Linked DNA regions of Homo sapiens: region 2 is linked to region 1. Evidence: chromatin loops called from intact Hi-C (ENCODE). Cell type or tissue: HCT116. All regions are shown on one strand. Each heading gives the region's core, and the rest is flanking DNA. Links, peaks and the distances in the headings are about the cores only.

Region 1 (9,183 bases), core at 2,866-5,365:
AGAACAAGTTTTATATTTTTAATTTGTTTCTCATATATTTATGTGTCAGTAATTGGTTCATGTATTAGTCTAATGTCTACCAAAATCTTTTCTATTTATCAAAAAAAGAGCTAGAATATATACTGAATGTCTTCCTAAGGACAAATTACTGTATAGTGATGGCAAATATTTGACTATTCTTTTTCTTCTTTATGTTTTGATACATAATTATAGCTATTATTAATCAAATTATCTCAGCTATAGTGAAGATGATGAATAGCATTTTTAAGCCTCTACCTGGAGAAATGAGGACAGATTACTTTATATAACATACCTGTGTTTGTCTCCATGCCTTCCAGAAGGTTTCACATGAATATATTTATATTTTATTTCTCTTAGCCTTATGTGCTTGGTACCCTCCACATTTGTCATTTATAGGTATATCTTTCTCAATTTACAAAATGAAGATATCAGCCAGGATTGACTCTTTGGCAAAGAAATAAACCCAGTGAATGTTTGACTAGCATTCAGTTATACTCTTTTAGATTAAAACTTCAAATGACATTTTCTGCATGTATGTAACACTTGGGAGAACCATAACACCCAGACTTGCTCATGGTTTTTCCTTAGGCTATCCAAATAAGAAAACAAGTCTGTATTTTCCAGACAATAAGGCTGAAAACAGTGTAAAGAAGTGTGATGATTCAGGTCAATGAGGTAATTGAAGAAACGTCATGACAACCAAAATTAAAATGACCAGTTTCCCATTTGCATGTGCCAGCAATTCCTCAGGAAATCTTTCTGGTTGCTTTTTGCTCCTATTAGACAGGATAATGTGGCTACAAATTATATCCAACTGAGAGAGGATTGACTCATCCTCAGCAGGTATTGTGGGAGCAGATAAACCCCAAAAGGACAACAGTCAGAGAAATAGCTGAGAACAAAGCAAAACACACACAAACATGCACACACATACAGATTATTACATTACATAGTAGATTATAAAATTAATATACATATATTAATTTTTCTCTCCCATTTCTACTGTGATAATTCTTGGTGATCATTTTAAAACTTTCAAAATAAAAAGTTCCTGTTAACTTCATACCACTCTAACTTGCTTCATGATTTGTTATATATACTATGGTACAAAACAATATTGAAGACCATGGCATCTTCCTCTTACCTACTCAAATGTTCTCTAGGACAGTAATGTCATCAGAAGGTACCTTCCTCCCATCTGGTCATGGCCTTCACAGTAACAAAAGGTGGAGGCATAATACCATTATGAGCCCTCCCTTGTGTTGGACATCCAGGTACACTTTTGCTGAGTCTTCTGTAGCCAGGAGAGACATAAAAACAGATATCCTGTTCTACCTACACCTGTCTCTTCTTCTGTGCCCCACAGGTTTGGAGGTCAACTGCAGTGAGGTCTCTATACCACAGAGTGGTGAGTCCCCAAGTCCCGGTGAACTTAGGAAATGGGCATTATCCTCTGGAAGACGTTTATAGAGGTGACTTTTTTGGTAAGTCCCTGGGACTCCTGTTGACATGGGAATTACTTTCTTCCCTCAGTTGTTGGCGTCTCACATGGCCATTCATCAGCTCAATACAAACAAGTCTTCACGGAGGTGGAGTTTCCTCCTCACCTGTTGCTAAACCAGGCAGCGTGGATTGGCATATTCACTGACTTCATGGCACGAAGGCCTACAAAAGCGGAACAACTTTTCACCAGTGCAAAAATGTTCCAAAAGATACTCTCTCTGTCCAATACACTTGTAAGTGCATTCTAGAATATAAAAAATAGAGAGAGATAAATGTTCTGTTGAAAGATAATCTCCCAAAATATAAGTTTTTATGTAAGACAGTGCTCTCAAGTCATAAATGGTAAATTCTTCTGAAAGTCACAGAGGAAATTACTCTTAAGACCTCTGTCTTGTTAAGTTATCATAGTAATAAAATCTCAACCTACTAAGGTAACTTTCTAAACATGTCAGAGCTTGAAAGTCTCTTGTAAACCTCTAAATACAAAGAAAACCTAAGTTTATTTATTGAAGTTCAAGCTGTAGAAATCTGACAGCTTTGAGGACTTTAAAAGATACTGAATCAACTGCTATAAAAGGAAAACAGTCTTGACAATTTTAATTCATATAGTATTACAACTGAAGAAACTATTTGATGATTTATGAAGGGCACATTTGCCGGCTGTGTTTTGGAGTTTTTGCATGAAAAGTGAATTTGTACTCAGACTGTTTGCATCTTCAAAGACCCATGAGCTTGGCTGTAGGGGCATGCAACATTAGGTTTGGAAATATATGAAATAAATATTGCTATGCCTTAAGAATGTGATTTAACTGTCAATTTGCTTTGATACGTAGGTTTAAAGTTTTGGGTTATTTTATATATGCTATTCATGTATATCTGTATTGGAGGCATCCACTCGCTGCTTTAGAAGCTCCTGGAGAGTAGAAATTGTCTCCATGTAGCTCTCAGCAATTAATAAACACTGAAGGCAACTGGGCTTTTAATTCTTTTTAATGCTTAGTTACTTAATTCAATATCTACTCCATTCTATTTGGTCTCAAGTGTATTGTGTGTGAACAGAATAAACAAAAGACTGAATGAATGAAGTCAGATGTAACTTAGACAAAGTTTCTGGAATGGCTCCTTAATAAAATCCTCTTCAAAGAATAGGATCCAAACAAAGAGAGGACACATGATTTCTGAAATTAAAATCACTGTCTAATTGGAGAAGATAAATGTACCCACGTGATTCATCCAGAGACTAATTACAAAGCAGCCTGTGAGCAAGTCTAAGATTGTTTAGTATACACTAAGTGTGCGGTTGCTAAACAGACGATGTGCAGATAAGCATCAGCTATGGGCAAGCGGTGGTCCCTGTCTTCTCCTGAACTCCTACCTTCTATTAATATTTCAACATTCCTCTTCCTTGGGAACTTATTCTCCAGGAGCTCAATCACTTTATGAACAAATATAAGAGAGACCTATGACACCCAAGATTTTCCCTTGTATTCCCTTTGAAACCAATATGTGTTTTGTTTCTTCTTGAACCAAACCATCAACTTTGCCATTATAACCTAATGGAGAGGGAAATTAGTTTAATGGGTCAGGTGATCTTTGAGTGTCTCTCAAATCATTGAATGCAATCAACTTTCTTTCCTGCCTGCTGGCTCCATCTGTAATCAGCAGAGATTTCTTGTACAGAGAAGAGTAAGGGGCACCTTCCTGAAAGAGCTGTGTTTGTATGCAAGGCACAGGAAAAACTGATGCTCTAACCTTCAGTGATGTGGTGAGGACTTGTCTTGGGCATAAAACTTAAGTCAGCACCAAATAACACAATAATCAGGATAGATAGTATTTTAATGCAATATTTTTAAGATAAAATATATGCAAAAATATTCATGATAAAAAATATCAAAGTTTTAAATAAAGACAGGATCAATACTACTGATTTTTTTCCTTTTGCCTTAAGCTCCAATATGACTTAGCATAGCAAGGTTACTAGTTCTATTTAAAAAAAAAATTAGTTTTGCTCATCGCGGATTTTCTTGCATTAATCTTAACTTTAAAAAATTTCGTTAAAATATTATTTGTCTTGATTATTGACATTTTTTATTGCCCCCTTAAGTTTTTCACCTGAGATAAGTGACTCATTCAGCTTACTTTTCCCCACTGATGATAAAGAGGAAAAGAGGGAAGATAAATTGCTATGGGGTACAAATGACGAATGTAGTTTCCAATAATGTCAGAATATTAAATTTGAGTTTTCCTGGAATGAAACAATGATTTAGAAAAAAGAAAGAAAGAAAATAATAGATCTGGGATATAGTGATATACCTGGGAATTCTCATAGCCACAAGAGGGCATCAATTAAAATTTTGAGAGAATATGCACTCCAAGAGAGTATGGAAGGAAAAAAACAGAGAACTAAGGACTTACCTGAGGAGTTACCAATAGTTCTAAATGACAGATCTTTCTCTATGGATTATTGTACCCAAAGCATATGACATTCTAGAACAGGAGTTCTTCAACTTGCACATGCATCAGAATCTCCTAGAGGGCTCGTTGAAGTGCAGATTGCGGAGCCCACACCCAGGATTTTATTTCAGTAGATTTGAGGTGGGGGCTGGCATGTCTAACAAGTTCCCAAGAGATACTGAGACTTCTTATTCATGGGCCACACCTTGAGAGCAAGCGGGCTAGAATAAATAGACTCTATAACACAGTGGTTTGTTCAAAAATTTATGTAGTAAAATACTCTATAGAGAAATCAAATTGTATCATTTCTTACTATAAACTCTTAAGGAAGAAACTAAAGTAATTCTTCCACCTCCCTTCCAAGACTAGACAGTAAGGGCAATAAAGAAAGAAAACTAGTTGGAGTAAGATAATAGAGAGTGGTGGAGATTGTCAACTGGAGATTACGTGTCCAGTCTAAAGGTATTGAAGTTTAATTAAAACAAAACAAATCACTATGTGAGACAAACAATTTCTGCCTTTAAAATTCTGGGCCCAACAAGAATATTAGACTGGATTGCCTGAGGCCAGGTGCAGTGGTGCGAACACTTTGGGAGGCTGAGACAGGAGCATGGTTTGAGGCCAGGAGTTTCAGGCCATTCTGGGCAACATAGTAAGACCCTGCCTCTACAAAATATTTAAAAATCAGCTGGGCATGGTGGTGAACACCTATAGTCCTAGCTACTCAGGAGGCTAAGGTGGGAGGATTGCTTGAGCCCAGGAGTTGGAGGTTACAGCGAGTTATGATCTTGCCACTGCACTCCAGCCTGGGTGACAGAGAAAGACCCCATCTCTAAAAATAAATTAAAAATAAAGAAATAAAAATAAACTGGATCACCTGAAAAAGAAAGGCTTTGGAGGCTTGCTGATTTAATATTTGGGAAGGGAACAACTAGGTTACTGGTAAATTGGTTTGACTCTTCAACTGAGGAGAAAAAGGGGCTTAGGGTGCACAAGTGACATAGGTCAGCGCCATTAAAATGCAGCCCCTTATTGCTGAGAGGACTAAGAACTGTGTCCTGTGACCTAGGAAGCTCTGATGAGGGTCTCCAAGTCACGTGTGGCTGGAAAAATTGGAACTGCCAGAGAGCAGTCCATCTGTGAACAAGCCATTGAAACATGGGCTGTGGCAGCCACAAGTAAACAGAGATTGAGGAATGATGCTGTTGTCCTCCATCATCCTGTACCCCCAAATCTTGAGGTCCTTAGCCCAAGGTAGATAATGAGGGTTCTGAAAATCACTAAGTTTGAAGTTCTCATCAATCTTGAAAAATAAAAAGCTCAATCTATATTTAATATAATTTAGCAAAATGGGGAAATGTGACATTTTTTGCATTCCAAGTGTTAGAGTAACCCATACTTTTTCAGTTAAAGAAGACAACTTGATAGCAGACCAGCCTAATCTGAAGTACTAGCTTGACAACTGTTAGTTTATAGAGTAATATATGGAACCCAATCTGTCTACCCCCCTACTCCAAGAATTTGCTGAGAAGACATCAGTTTCATTCCTGCTTCCTTTAGCACAAGGTGGTACAACCTGTTTTCCACACTGCAAAGGGTGAGTCAGCTGAGAATTATATAACAGTTTGGAGTATGCCAAGCAAGTTACCAAAAAGGGATACATCTCATGGTTAGGCATAGGTGCCTGAGTGGATCTCAGTGTAAATAAGCTTCCAAGCAGGCTGCCTGGGCTCCATTTTTAGCCTTAAAACCCATGGAACAGAGAGAGATTCATGGGATGATAAAATGTCCAATAAACTGAAATAATTCAGCAGAAGAAAGGGCTAAGAACCAGAGACATGCAGGTGCTATGGTCTGAATGCTTGAACTCCCCCAAATTTCATATGTTGAAATCTAATCACCAGTGTGATGATATTAGGTGATGGGTCCATTGGGAGGTGATTAGATCATGAGAGCAGAGCTCTCACTGAGTGGGATTAGTGCTCTTACAAAAGAGGTCCTGGCCAGGTGTGGAGTCTCATGTCTGTAATCCCAGCACTTTGGGAGGCCAAGGCAGGTGGATCATGAGGTCAGGAGTTCGAGACCAGCCTGGCCAATATTGTGAAACCCCATCTCTATTAAAAATACAAAAATCAGCCAGGCGTGGTGGTGCACGCCTGTAATCCCAGACACCCGGGAGGCCAAGGCAGAAGAATCACTTGAACCCAGGAGGCAGAGTTTGCAGTGAGCCGAGATCGCACCACTGTACTCTAGCCTGGGCAACAGAGCAAGACTCTCAAAAAAAAAAAAAAAAAGAGGTCCCAGAGGGTTGCCTCATCCCTTCCTCTAGGTAAGAATGCAGCAAGAAGATACCATCTATGAACCAAGAAACAGGCCCTCACCAGACATTGATTCTAAAGGTGCCTTGATATTGGGCTTCCCAGCCTCCAGAACTGTGAGAAATAAATTTATATTGCCTATAGAAATTTATTGTTGAAAGAAATACCCAGTATGTGGTATTTTGTTATAGCAGCCCGAACGGACTAAGACAGCAGGTAGTAGTGAACCATCTTCATCTTCTGAAACAGGTATCTGAAAACTATACCCAGGGGCCAAATCTGGCCCACCATCTACTTCTAGAAAGAAAGTGTTACTAGAATACAAACACACTCATCTCGGTATGTTTCCTCTAGCTGCTTTGCATTGCAATGGCAGAATGGAGTGGTTGTGACAGAGACTGTATGGCCTGAAAAGCTGAAAATATTTGCTATCTGGCCATTTACAGAAAATCTTTGTTTACCCTTGCTCTAGAAAGAAAGACAGGAAAGTTCGGAGGCTCCACACGTACTAAATTCACCTGGATTATGGTCAAGTTGCATTTTATTTACATCTCAAAGGTCAGTAGACCTCAGCGATTTCTGTTCATAGTAATATCTGTGGACAGATTTGACAGAAAATATTAATATTCCTGACCTGGTGAAATCTGAAAAGAGTCCTTATCCAATGGTGGCTTTCAACCTGTTTTTTAGGTTCAGTCTTAATAATTGGTCCCAAACTTCAGATCTTGCTGATCCACTAGCTGGATTTTAAGCTGGCTAAACTACTGCCACGAGTTGCCCATAGTTTCACAAAAGGTAGCAGGTTGCTTTCTGACTCTGCCTGACGTGACTGTTTATGAGTAAAATGAAGAAATTGTAATTTGTCCTCGCAGTCCTATGCCCCTTCTTTCCTGGTAACATCTCAGTTGCAGTGGCCTAGTGTGCTCATACTTTCTTCCTATCAAAACCTGCCCCTATAAGACAACATCTAAAATTCGCTCACAGTAAAATACAAATAATATATGTCAAAGTCCTAGAGACATCAGCAAGTGTGGGGTGGAGGCACAGTAAACAAATTTTTCTTTCATTCTCTCTCTTTTTGAGGTGGGGTACAAACACACAGAAAAAAAAAATACCAGGTAGGCTTGTAGCTTCCAGCCCCCAAGAGCCAGCCCCTCTGTGCTTAATCCTCTGTGCTTAACCTAAGAACCCCTACAACAAAATCACCCAGAATGGTGAATTTTCTCAAATATTTAGGGAAGAAATAATAACGTTCCTATTCAAATTTACTCAGAAAATAGAGGACGTGGGAACACTTCCCAACTCATTCTATGAGGTTAGTGTTATCCAAAGACATCATGAAACAAAAACTACAGAATGGTGTTCCTCGTGAATATAGATAGAAAAATCTTTAACAAAATATTAGCAAACCAAATCCAGCAACATATAAAAAAGTAATACATATAAAAATGCCATAAACCATGGCAGTAATTCTACCAGCTTAAAATTCAGCTAGCGGAAATCCAGCTTTACCAAAGAAGACAAAGTTGGTATACCACCTGAAAATGAATCCATGTAATACATCATGTTAGTAGAACAAAGGAAAAATCTACATGATCGTCTCAGTAGATTCAGCCAAAGCATTTGACAAGACAAATACCCATTCACAATACAAACGCTGAACAAACAAGGAATAGAAGGGAACTTCCTCCACCTGTTCTGAATATTTTATAAACAAACAAACAAACAAATACCAGCGCTAACATGATATCCAATGCTGAAATACTGACTGCTTTCCTCTTAAGATAAAGAACAAGTAAGGATGTCCACTCGCACAACTTCTACGTAACACTGTATAGGAGCCTCTAGTCGAGGTAACAAGGCAGAAATAAAAAATTAAAGGCATGCAAATTGGAAAGGAGAAAGTAAAGCTGTCTTTATTAGCAGGCAACATGATCCCAAATGTAGAAAATCATAAGAAATACACAAAAACAGAGCAAAAAGCTAATAGAACTAATAAGCAAGTTCAGCGAGGTTACAGAATACAAGATTGATAAACAAAAAATCAGTCGTATGTCTAAATATTAGCAAACAATAGAAAATAACTTAAGAAAATGATTTCATTCCAAATAACATAAAAAATAGTAAGACACTTAAGAATAAATTTAACAAAACAGGTGCCAATGGTCGTGAGCAAATTTTCTGGGTTGATAGAAATGCTTTGAAGCTTGTTGCACAACTACGTAAACTTACTGACAATCACCAAACTATGCCCTTTGATAATTTTATAATATGTTGATTATACCTCAATAATACTGAATACTGAATACCCGAATATACAGCGCTCTGTATATGGACAGAGAAAAACTCAGTTGTCTTTCTTTCTTTCTCTCTTTTATTTTTAAGGTGGAGTCTCACTCTGTTGCTGAGGCTGGAGTGCAATGGCACAATCTCGGCTCACTGCAACCTCTGCCTCCCAGGTCCAAGCAATTCTCCTGTCTCTGCCTCTTGAGTAGCTGGGGATTACAGGTGCCCACCGCCATACCCAGCTAATTCTTGTATTTTTAGTAGAGACACAGTTTCACCATGTTGGCCAGGCTGGTCTCGAACTCCTGACTAAGTGATCTGCCAGCCTCGGCCCCCCAAAATGCTGGGATTACAGGCGTGAGCCACTGCACTTGGCCAAAAAACTGCATTAACTTTCTATTCTCACAATAGAAAAGGATATTATAAAATTAATGTCACATGATGGGCAATCAAAGATTATGCCACAAAAATGTGAGGGAAAGGAGTTTTAGAGGTTAGTTAGTGCATTAATAAATAATAATATTTCATTTTTTCTGGGCTATTTGGTAGTATTTGTCAGCACTAAAATGTTTTCTTTCTAAATAAATGTTTGCCTTATTTT
Region 2 (9,183 bases), core at 4,223-6,722, 480 kb after region 1:
TCCCAACTCGTAAAGGTTTACCTTTTCATAAAGTAGCCAAAAATAAATTTATTCTTCTATATAGATATTTTTAGGTAAAAGTTACCTACTGTGCACTTCTAAAACTGTAACTTATCCTTAATAAGAGTTGTTGTTTGAGATCCTTGAATATAAATAATACTGGCTAACAGACTAGGAATGCTGCTACGGAGATACTTTTACTAAAGTAGGACATTATTTCTAATCTTTCACTAGAAACGATGTAGGCCATCAAGTAAACAGCTACTACATTCTATAGAACCAAAAATATCTGCCAAATTCTTGGGTGACTGTATTATTATTTTTTAAAAACATTACTCTCTACTTTCAAGACTAATTATTTCTATCTCCACTCCAGCAATTCTATTTAGTCTATGAACAAAAGGGCAAGAAGAGATTATTCATCTTTGGATTCTCCACAAAACCAGTAAAAAATATTTGCTGAATCAAATTATACTTAACTTTTGATAAGCTTTATCATCTCTAAACAATGTTTAATCAATTTCCTATGTAAATGTTTCTCAGAAGAAAGAACAAGTCCTAGAAGCAAAGTTTAATCTTCCCAGTGAGTCATTAAAAAGAAATTGCTTCTAAGCTTTCATGCTCATAAATACCTTTCCTGGGGTCTGAACCAGCAAGTCTCTTAAGCTACTACTTTAAAAAAAAATTGTTTGAAATTATCAATACACAAAATAAATTTCAAAGCTGCAAATGAAAAAAAAATGGAAAAGAATGAAAAGAATGTTTAATAAAATCTAATACTAAAGGCTAATAAATGTGATACTTCCTCTGCAATAGTTTTCAAATAGAGACTCAAAAAACCACTGAGTCCTAAATCTCTTCCTGCAAAAAAGATTTTGCCTGTGTTATCTCTACCAATAAAACAGGTTACACATTTAACCACTATTATTTCTCGATTCACATTGTAAGATCTCCATCCATTAAGGCCCAGAGTGAAAACCTTTGTATACAGTTTTCCTAAAAAGCCTTTTACCCTTTTCCCACAGTTCCACAAAAAGAAGAGTAACTTATGTTCAGAACACTGAATGTTGCTTTTAGTAAGTACCTGCAATGAAAATATCTTTATTGTCAATATTATCGATTTTTTATTTTTTATTATTATTATTTTTTCAGATGGAGTCTTGCTCTGTTGTCCGGGCTGGAGTGTGGTGGCATGATCTTGGCTCACCACAACCTCTGCCTCCCAGGTTCAAGCAATTCTCCTGCATCAGGCTCCCAAGTAGCTGGGACTATAGGCATGTGCCACCATGCCCAGCTAATTTTTGTATTTTTAGTAGAGACAGGGTTTCACTATGTTGGCCAGGCTGGTCTCGAACCCCTGAACTCAGGTGATCCACCTGCCTCCGCCTCCCAAAGAGCTGGGATTACAGGCGTGAGCCGCCACCGCGCCCAGCCAAATATTATCGAGATTTTAAAACCAAAAGCTATGTTTAATATATTCCATGAAAAATGACTTTGGAGCAAAGACCTAGAAAGGAATTTTTTTTTTTTTTTTTTTTTTTGAGATGGAGTCTCACTCTGTTGCCCAGGCTGGAGTGCAGTGGCACGATCTCAGCTCACTGCAACCTCCGCCTCGTGGGTTCAAACGAGTCTCTTGCCTCAGCCTCCTGAGTAACTGGGACTACAGGCATGTGCCACCACGCCTGACTAATTTTTGTATTTTTAGTGGAGATGGGGTTTTGCCTTGTTGGCCAGGCTGGTCTCGAACCCCTAAACTCAGGTGATCCACCTGCTTCGGCCTCCCAAGTGCCAGAATTACAGGTGTGGGCCACTGTGCCAGGCCCTAGAAAAGAAATTCATATCTAAGGATCTTTTAGTACCCAAACTGAAAGTCAATATATTCAGCAGCAAATCTCAAGTACAGATTATACGAAGTATAACTAATAACATCTTACTACACATGTCAGTAGGCAATAAAGTCTTCTGCAAAAGACAGTAAGGCAGAAAATGGGAATGTAACCCCTTTACAAACTAGGCTTCCACTAAAAATCTTTCCAGGACTTAATGTGGAAATCTTTCCTAAACAGGGAATCTTGAACACAGTGCTTTAAGAGTCCATTTTGTGAGTCTGGCGTGGTGGCTCACGCCTGTAATCCCAGCACTTTGGGAGGCTGGGGCGGGTGGATCATCTGAGGTCAGGAGTTCGAGACCAGCCTGGCCAACATGGTGAAACCCCGTCTCCACTAAAAATACAAAAATTAGCCGGGCGTGGTGGCAGGCGCCTGTAATCCCAGCTACTTGAGAGGCTGAGGCAGGAGAATCGCTTGAACCTGGGAGGTGGAGGTTGCAGTGAGCCGAGATCGCACCATTGCACTCCAGCCTGGGGACGAAAGCGAGACTTCATCTCAAAAAAAAAAAAAAAAGAAGAGTGAATTTTGTGTTCCTATGTTATTTGTACAATGTTTCCATTTTCTCCTACGGGCGTGTTTCAAATTGTCCTTTTCCATTGTCAATCTCCAGTAAGCCACTCTGGGATCACTTAGTACACACAGAGTCCAATGCATGGAGTCTGGGTCTGAGGAATACTTGAGCCAAGTGTGTGTTGTTCAAAGACTTTCTTTGTACAAATGCTAATTTCTTGCCCTGTTCCAGATAGCTGAAACGGGGGAAAAAAAAGAAAGAAAAAATCTAGAAACGTTACCGTACCCTGATTTCCCAACAGCTTTTCCATATTCTCTAAGGTTAAGTGTATATCCACGCACATGAAGGGAACCGCTAGGACTTCAAACATCTGTGTTGAGTTCATGGTTTACTTTTTCAGAACTTTTTCTCTGGTAAGAACTTTTTAAATTTCTACAAATTTTTGTTTGAAGATACAGTCAATATATTTTCCTACTGATTTCAACTTGCCTCAAACCTTTGCAAACTTAGACATTATTTTAAATGTTCATTATATTAAAGAAAAAAGTAAGGTATGTGAGCATATAATACTGGTTGCAATAGACAGTTTATCAGTCATGTTGATTTATAAAGACAAAACAGTATACTTGGGAGCAACTTTAGAGTAATAGCAATGTGTTCCGCCCCTTGTAGACATCATGAGGCATACAAATTTCAGTACAATGTTCATTTAAATGCTGTTAAAAGTACAAATATTTTGAATTGGAAATACACCACTCATTGACATTGTTACCTAGAAGCAGCCATAATTATTTCTCACCAAAGGCATGATAAATGTATACACACACATACTACAAATAATACATGCGAACATCCACATCTATAAGGGGTGCTTCTACAGGCCTTATGCTATACTATGTATGTACAGATATAAATAAAATATAATTATTCCCTAGAATAGAAGCAAATGTTTCCAGTATTGTCTAATCACACAAAGAAGACAGAACTTTGTATTATTTATATGCGATTTCCTGATAAAGAAATCAAAGTATATGAACTTAGAAGACTTGAATGCTATACTTCTGGTTTAAGAAACTGATATATCATCTACTCTGTCATCTCAGATTACTTAAAAAGTTCTATTTTGTTAAGACTATTATTTGCTTAGGTTCAATTTGCAACCCAAGTTAAAGAAGCACTTCCAATCTAAAAATCCAGAAGAAGTAATTAAACTCAGATGTAGGCTGTTTTCATTGCCTAAATTATTTTTAAAACATAAGGTAACTTGACATTTTAAAGCAATTACAATTATTTTCCAAAGAAATGCTAGGGTGCTTCACATTCTGCCTGTAAAACGACAATCATTTAAAGAGTATTTTATGTCATCAACTGTTGTGTGGTTTTTAAAGTCCTCTGATCAACGGTCCGAGAGGGAGGAGGAGGACAGAAAGAAAACCAAAAAAAGCTATTACATAAGAGAAGTAATTTAGAAAAACTGTCCTAACTGTTCTACCTGGGCCTTAAAGGGAAAGAAAAAAAAAAAACACCTTTGCTGGCTTCAGATACATTCATTTAAAAACAACAGGCGGGCAGGGTGGGGAGGATGCAATGAGAGAACAGGTAATTTTAAAAGGCATTGTCTAGAAATGAGAAATGAGGAGAAAACAACCTCAATGCTCTATGATTACCCAAGAACAGGTTTAGCCAGATGAACAAGTCTGCTACAAACCCTCCCCAAGGCATTTGAAAGACTATCAAACAAAACTTTATTAAACTGGATTACATGTTCTCATTCATTAGATGTTGAAGGCCACAATGTTTATGGTCAGGTGAAAAAGCTGATGCAAGGGACCCAAACCAGGTCTCGGTCTTCTTTTCAGTCTGTTTTTATTAGTACAAGCATTGTTAAGACAACCCACGATTAAATGTATTTGCCGGCAGGTCAAGTTCCTGAATCGCAGGTATAAGCATTCAGGGCACTAAACCCTGACGGGGTGAAAGGCTATTCAGATATGGGTTTGACTACATCCCTGCAATAAGTAGTTGATTACATCGTTATATGCAATTGTGCTCTTTTATTAGGAGACTTTAAACCCAGGAAAATGTGTTCCCTCCTATCTCTCAAGGACTTCCAAAAGTGAAAAAAACAATAGTTCAAATGTCTTTATATTTCCATTTATATTCTGTAAAAGGACATTTTGGTATTTCTACATGGAATATTTTCCTGGCACTTGTCATTTGTATTTTGAAAACTTTAAGTTGGAGTTTTTATAACATGCTTAATTCATTTGTGTTTAACTATAAAAATTTCTACCTTGGGCTGCCTATGAAGGATCCTTCCTCTTATGTAATCAGTTTGTCTCCATGCAAAAACCTCAGGCCAAAACAGCCCGCTCATTTCATAGATAAATACATAAGATGCCTTCTCCTTAAAAGCAGTTTCTCAAAAAGCCCTGGAATCTACAACATTGTCATCGGATTTTAGTAAGTAGTGTTTATCACTGGGATATCAAGCAATGCTTCCTAACATGCATACAAAATGTCTGCAACCATATTCCTCTTAGGGCTCTACCTCAGCACTGACCTTTGTTCAAAGGCTTTTACTTTTTAATGCAGCAGTTAGAGATAACTACTTCATTTATCAAAACTCAATTTCCATAGTAACATCTAGCCTCGGGAGATTCAAGTCCTCACACTAATCCAACAACCCATTCAAAGGAACTGTTGAATACTTTGGTTTCCATAGCAATGATGGAATAATACATTTTGCTAGGTCATTGCTTTTATTAGCAAACTTATTCTCTGAACTTTAGGTAAGGCTGTATTTATTGAGGGAAAAAAACACAATCACTTTATATAAGTTCTTTTCTTTAGGGCTGCTCTTTTAAGAAAATCGCAAATAGTAACCATCTATATATTTGACAATATTTGGAGTATTTGGGGGGCCTTTAAAGTATGCCACCTGGTTTCATCTTAAAATGGCTTCTGATATAATTTTAAAGTTTAAAAGCTCTTAAAAGTGCTGGTCGGGCGCGGTGGCTCACGCCTGTAATCCCAGCACTTTGGGAGGCCGAGGCAGGTGGATAAAGATGTCAGGAGTTGGAGACCAGCCTGGCCAACATGGTGAAACCCCATCTCTACTAGAGATACAAAAATCAACTGGGCATGGTGGTGGGGGCCTGTAATCCCAGCTACTCGGGAGGCTGAAGCAGGAGAATCGCTTGAACCTGGGAGGCAGAGGTTGCAGTGAACTGAGATCACACCACTGCACTACAGCCTGGCAACAGAGCAAGACTCCATCTCAAAAAAAGTGACTGCTATAGATTGAACAAAGCAAATACAAAAGTAGAGGAGCTAAACTTAAAAGCATATGTAAACAAGAATGAATGTAAGCTAGAATAAAGATCAAGTCTCTCACACATACCAAGTTTAGGCTGGGGCTTGTAACCCATTTCTGACCACCTGATTTTAACACTGCAATTTCAGCACTACCTTTCATCAAGCACAGAAAACATACTAAACACAGATATTTTAACCTAGAGGTGAAACTAACGTTTTCACCAATTATGCAGTACACTCCAAATGGGAAAGTTTTTAAGAGTTTAAAATGGCTTTCTCAGAGCAAAATTATTTGCTATGGAAGAAAATGAGTTTTGTTTTGTTTTTTTTCCTTCAAAACACTGCCAGTATAAGTTTTAAAATCCATTAGTAAACATCGCTGTTTACATTTTTGGGTAATCAACTCTGAGCGGTGACAGGGCAAGAAGGCCTTAGTGAGGGAACATCACCGGCCTTCCTGGAACCAGATTTCTCATGGAACTGAATTCTGAACCAAGCCTGTGCTGAAAAGGTAGGCTATTTAAAAAAAAAAAAAAAAACAAAGTTGACAGGAGAAGAGATCAAACACGTGTTAGCTTTTAAAAGGATGAATACCACTTACACTATTTACACAACTCACAGAATTAACAAGAAAATTACATACCAGTGTGAGTCCTCAGGTGAGCTTTTAAATGAGAAGACTTGGTATAAACTTTTGTGCAACCTAAAATAAAGGAGAACAGCATGTCATTTTGGAGATCCTTTTGAAATCTTTACATTTGATGATTCAGTGTTTAAAATCTGGCTTTAAAGAAGAAATCTCTCATGCTAGATGAGATTATTTGAAGCTTCAGTTTTAAAAGTTTTAAAGAGCCCTCCCCCATTACCTTATTAAAGGCATGAAGTGATTTGTTTTATGTATCACTTTAACAGGAAAGAATACAGATAATCAAGCCAAACTACAAATGGAAAATTTGTGTTTATATTCCAGTAGGTGCTGTACTTCCGTATTAAGAGCTGCTATATGTTTTTTTAAAAATTTTAATGGCTCTAGAGCTGACAGTACTAAGCCATTATCCAAGATGACTGTAATTTTCTGTACTCCCACATTTCTTCTTTTTTCATTTAGCACGTCATGCCATATCATGTATCAGAGTCAATAAATTTTGCCATGTATTAATCATAAACTAGCTTTCCCAGTAACTTGTAAATATATTCCATGTATTGTCTTCAACTTATACTTTGGGCCATGTATGTCATTCAAAACTGAGCATATGCTCACGTGCCATCAAAACCATTCTTAAATCTGTCTTGTAGACAGTCTTGTACCTAACATCAAGCTAGCTGCCTGCAACCTCCACTTCACCACCAAACCTTATTTTCCCCCACCCTACTTTAATCTCTTTCTGGGGCACTTAATTTAGAATTAAAAACTGCAATTTATTCAATTGCCATTTTAAAGTAACTCTGGCCTAACTCGAAATAATATGTATTAGAAATTCAAATCTGTTTTAATATTAAAGAAAAAAAAATCCAAGGGAACTTTTTCCAGAATATTCTAGCCAAGTTTTTGATGCATAACATAAGCAACAGACAACTAACTGGTTTACATACCAAAGTTAAAGCACAGAGATAGGATAGAGAAAAAAAAAAAGGTAATTTTTTTTTTTTTTACTGTCAAGTACAACTTTCCTATTTAAAGCCATGAGGTTGAAAAGGGCACGCGCGTGCACACACGCACACGCGCGCGCACACAGACACACACACACACACACTACATCTATTGATGCTTCAACCAGGTAAGAGCACATACCAGGGTAATCGCAGTAGTGGATGCGTCGTTTCTCCAAATCGGGGTTACTCCTTCTATTGTATCTGACAGGTTGGATGTTTTGTGAGTTAACTGGCAGGGTGGTGGGTAAATTTGGATTGTGAATTGCCAGTTTAGAAGCAATTGTAGCAGCATAGGATGGAGGTGGGGTTAAATTCTGGAGCATCTCTGCTTGTCTATCTGGACTTCCAGGCTCTGAGCTTGGTGGTGACGGGGGAAAGTAAGTGGCCTGTTGTGGAAGAAACTGACTTGGCATTGTGTATGTGCAAGGGGGCATGCCCTGGAATTGTTTCACTGCAGTCTGCGGAACAGCAGAGGTGTGTGTGTTAAGGCCTGCCATGGCAGCTGACATAGAAACATTAAGAGTGTCCATTGCTGCTGTCTGATTTGTAGAACTGGGCATATCTAGATCCGGTGTATTCAGTAGCTGGTACAGGTGGCCCTGCTGGGTAGGGACAGAAAGATGAAGATCTGGTGTAGGAAGTTCTTGTTTGATGAAAATATTGTTCACCTCTGGAGCTGCGGTCTGGTGTGAGCTGAATATACTGGTGAACTCAGGGAGGGCCTGGGTCGGGGCCGGAGGAGGGGCAGTCGTTTCACTCTGGTGGCTGAAAATGGCAACAGGTTCTGTCTTGATGTGTGTTACGCACGGTCTCTGGGATTTGTAGAGGCCAGTTCTCAGGTGAGTGATGTCAGGGAGGAAGACGTTCATGTTGATACTGTAAGGTAACCCTTCAGTGTCAGTGAAGAACTGGTCTACGACTGAGGCACTGTCTCGTCTATACTTTTTATGCTCTGGAATTATAGGAACTGGAGGAAGCTGAGGTGTCAGATACTTCTCCATTTCACATCTTGTCTAAAAAAGAAGAGATATAAAATGCATAATCCACCTGATTCACCATCTCGGGAAGAACGAACAATCGGCGCCTACTAAAAATTCCCCCAATCCCTGTGTAAGGTACTAGGGCAAACTCCTCAGTGTTGCTTATAAACATATCAGGCTTATTTTGTCGATTGTGTAATAACTGGTTGACCAAAACCTTATGAAACTCTGTGTAACTGGTAAAACTGCTCCCCCAATCACCCCCAAAAGTGAAAGACGCAAATCAAGAATAAAAAAGAAAGCAAACTTAAAACATTCCATTCTGATGCAATAACAAGGTACCATCACCCCTGTACAAGCAGGATTCCCTGCCCCATTACACAGTTAAGTTTGCAATTAGAGTACAGTATTGAAATGTTGCCAAACTACCTCAATTCTGTTTAAGTCACAAACATTAAAAAGCGTGGTTTTTTTTAATAGAAAAAACGATGCAAACCTTTAAAATATTGCACAGGTTTCTTTTCTTGACTAGATACTTCAAAAGTAATATAAAAATATTATTTGGCTATTTCAGTGTCTTTTCTTGTTTACAGTTCAATGAGAAATTAAACACAACGTTCTAAGCAAAACCTTGTATCCACTGAAACAAAACAATTTCACATTCAATATTTGATCTAAATGTTGATTTTCATCAGCAGATCCTGTAATTGGTTAATATGATAATGAAATGTTCCTATTCATATCCCTATCTAAAACAGATCTTTAATTACCTAGGGGAAAATCACTCCCTTGGTAGAGTGCTGCTAAGGAGCCCGTGGGTGGGGAGGCTGCT

What was found. Peaks named below come from ENCODE experiments on the same cell type or tissue, not always from the same donor. Only the 100,000 strongest peaks of a DNase experiment are listed, where the experiment ranks them.
Region 2: a loop joins it to region 1, with 2.0 times the contacts of the local background. A loop is called at or near these places in 4 of 110 quality-filtered maps.

What each region holds. Positions count from the first base shown.
Region 1 is chr13:73,539,046-73,548,228 of GRCh38, reverse strand. LINC00393 (long intergenic non-protein coding RNA 393) reads left to right here. Exons shown (of 4, transcript NR_184171.1): 3 at 1,388-1,429; 4 at 1,555-2,328. Among named protein-coding and RNA genes, the nearest start is that of LINC00392, 21 kb to the left of the region's middle. In HCT116, for the core only: a CTCF peak has its summit at 3,878 (motif pointing right); no DNase peak of the experiment used is centred there.
Region 2 is chr13:73,061,062-73,070,244 of GRCh38, reverse strand. It overlaps KLF5 (KLF transcription factor 5), which reads right to left. Exons shown (of 4, transcript NM_001730.5): 2 at 7,511-8,384; 3 at 6,362-6,421. Among named protein-coding and RNA genes, the nearest start is that of KLF5, 6.6 kb to the right of the region's middle. In HCT116, for the core only: no CTCF peak of the experiment used is centred there; no DNase peak of the experiment used is centred there; H3K27ac peaks cover 359 bases.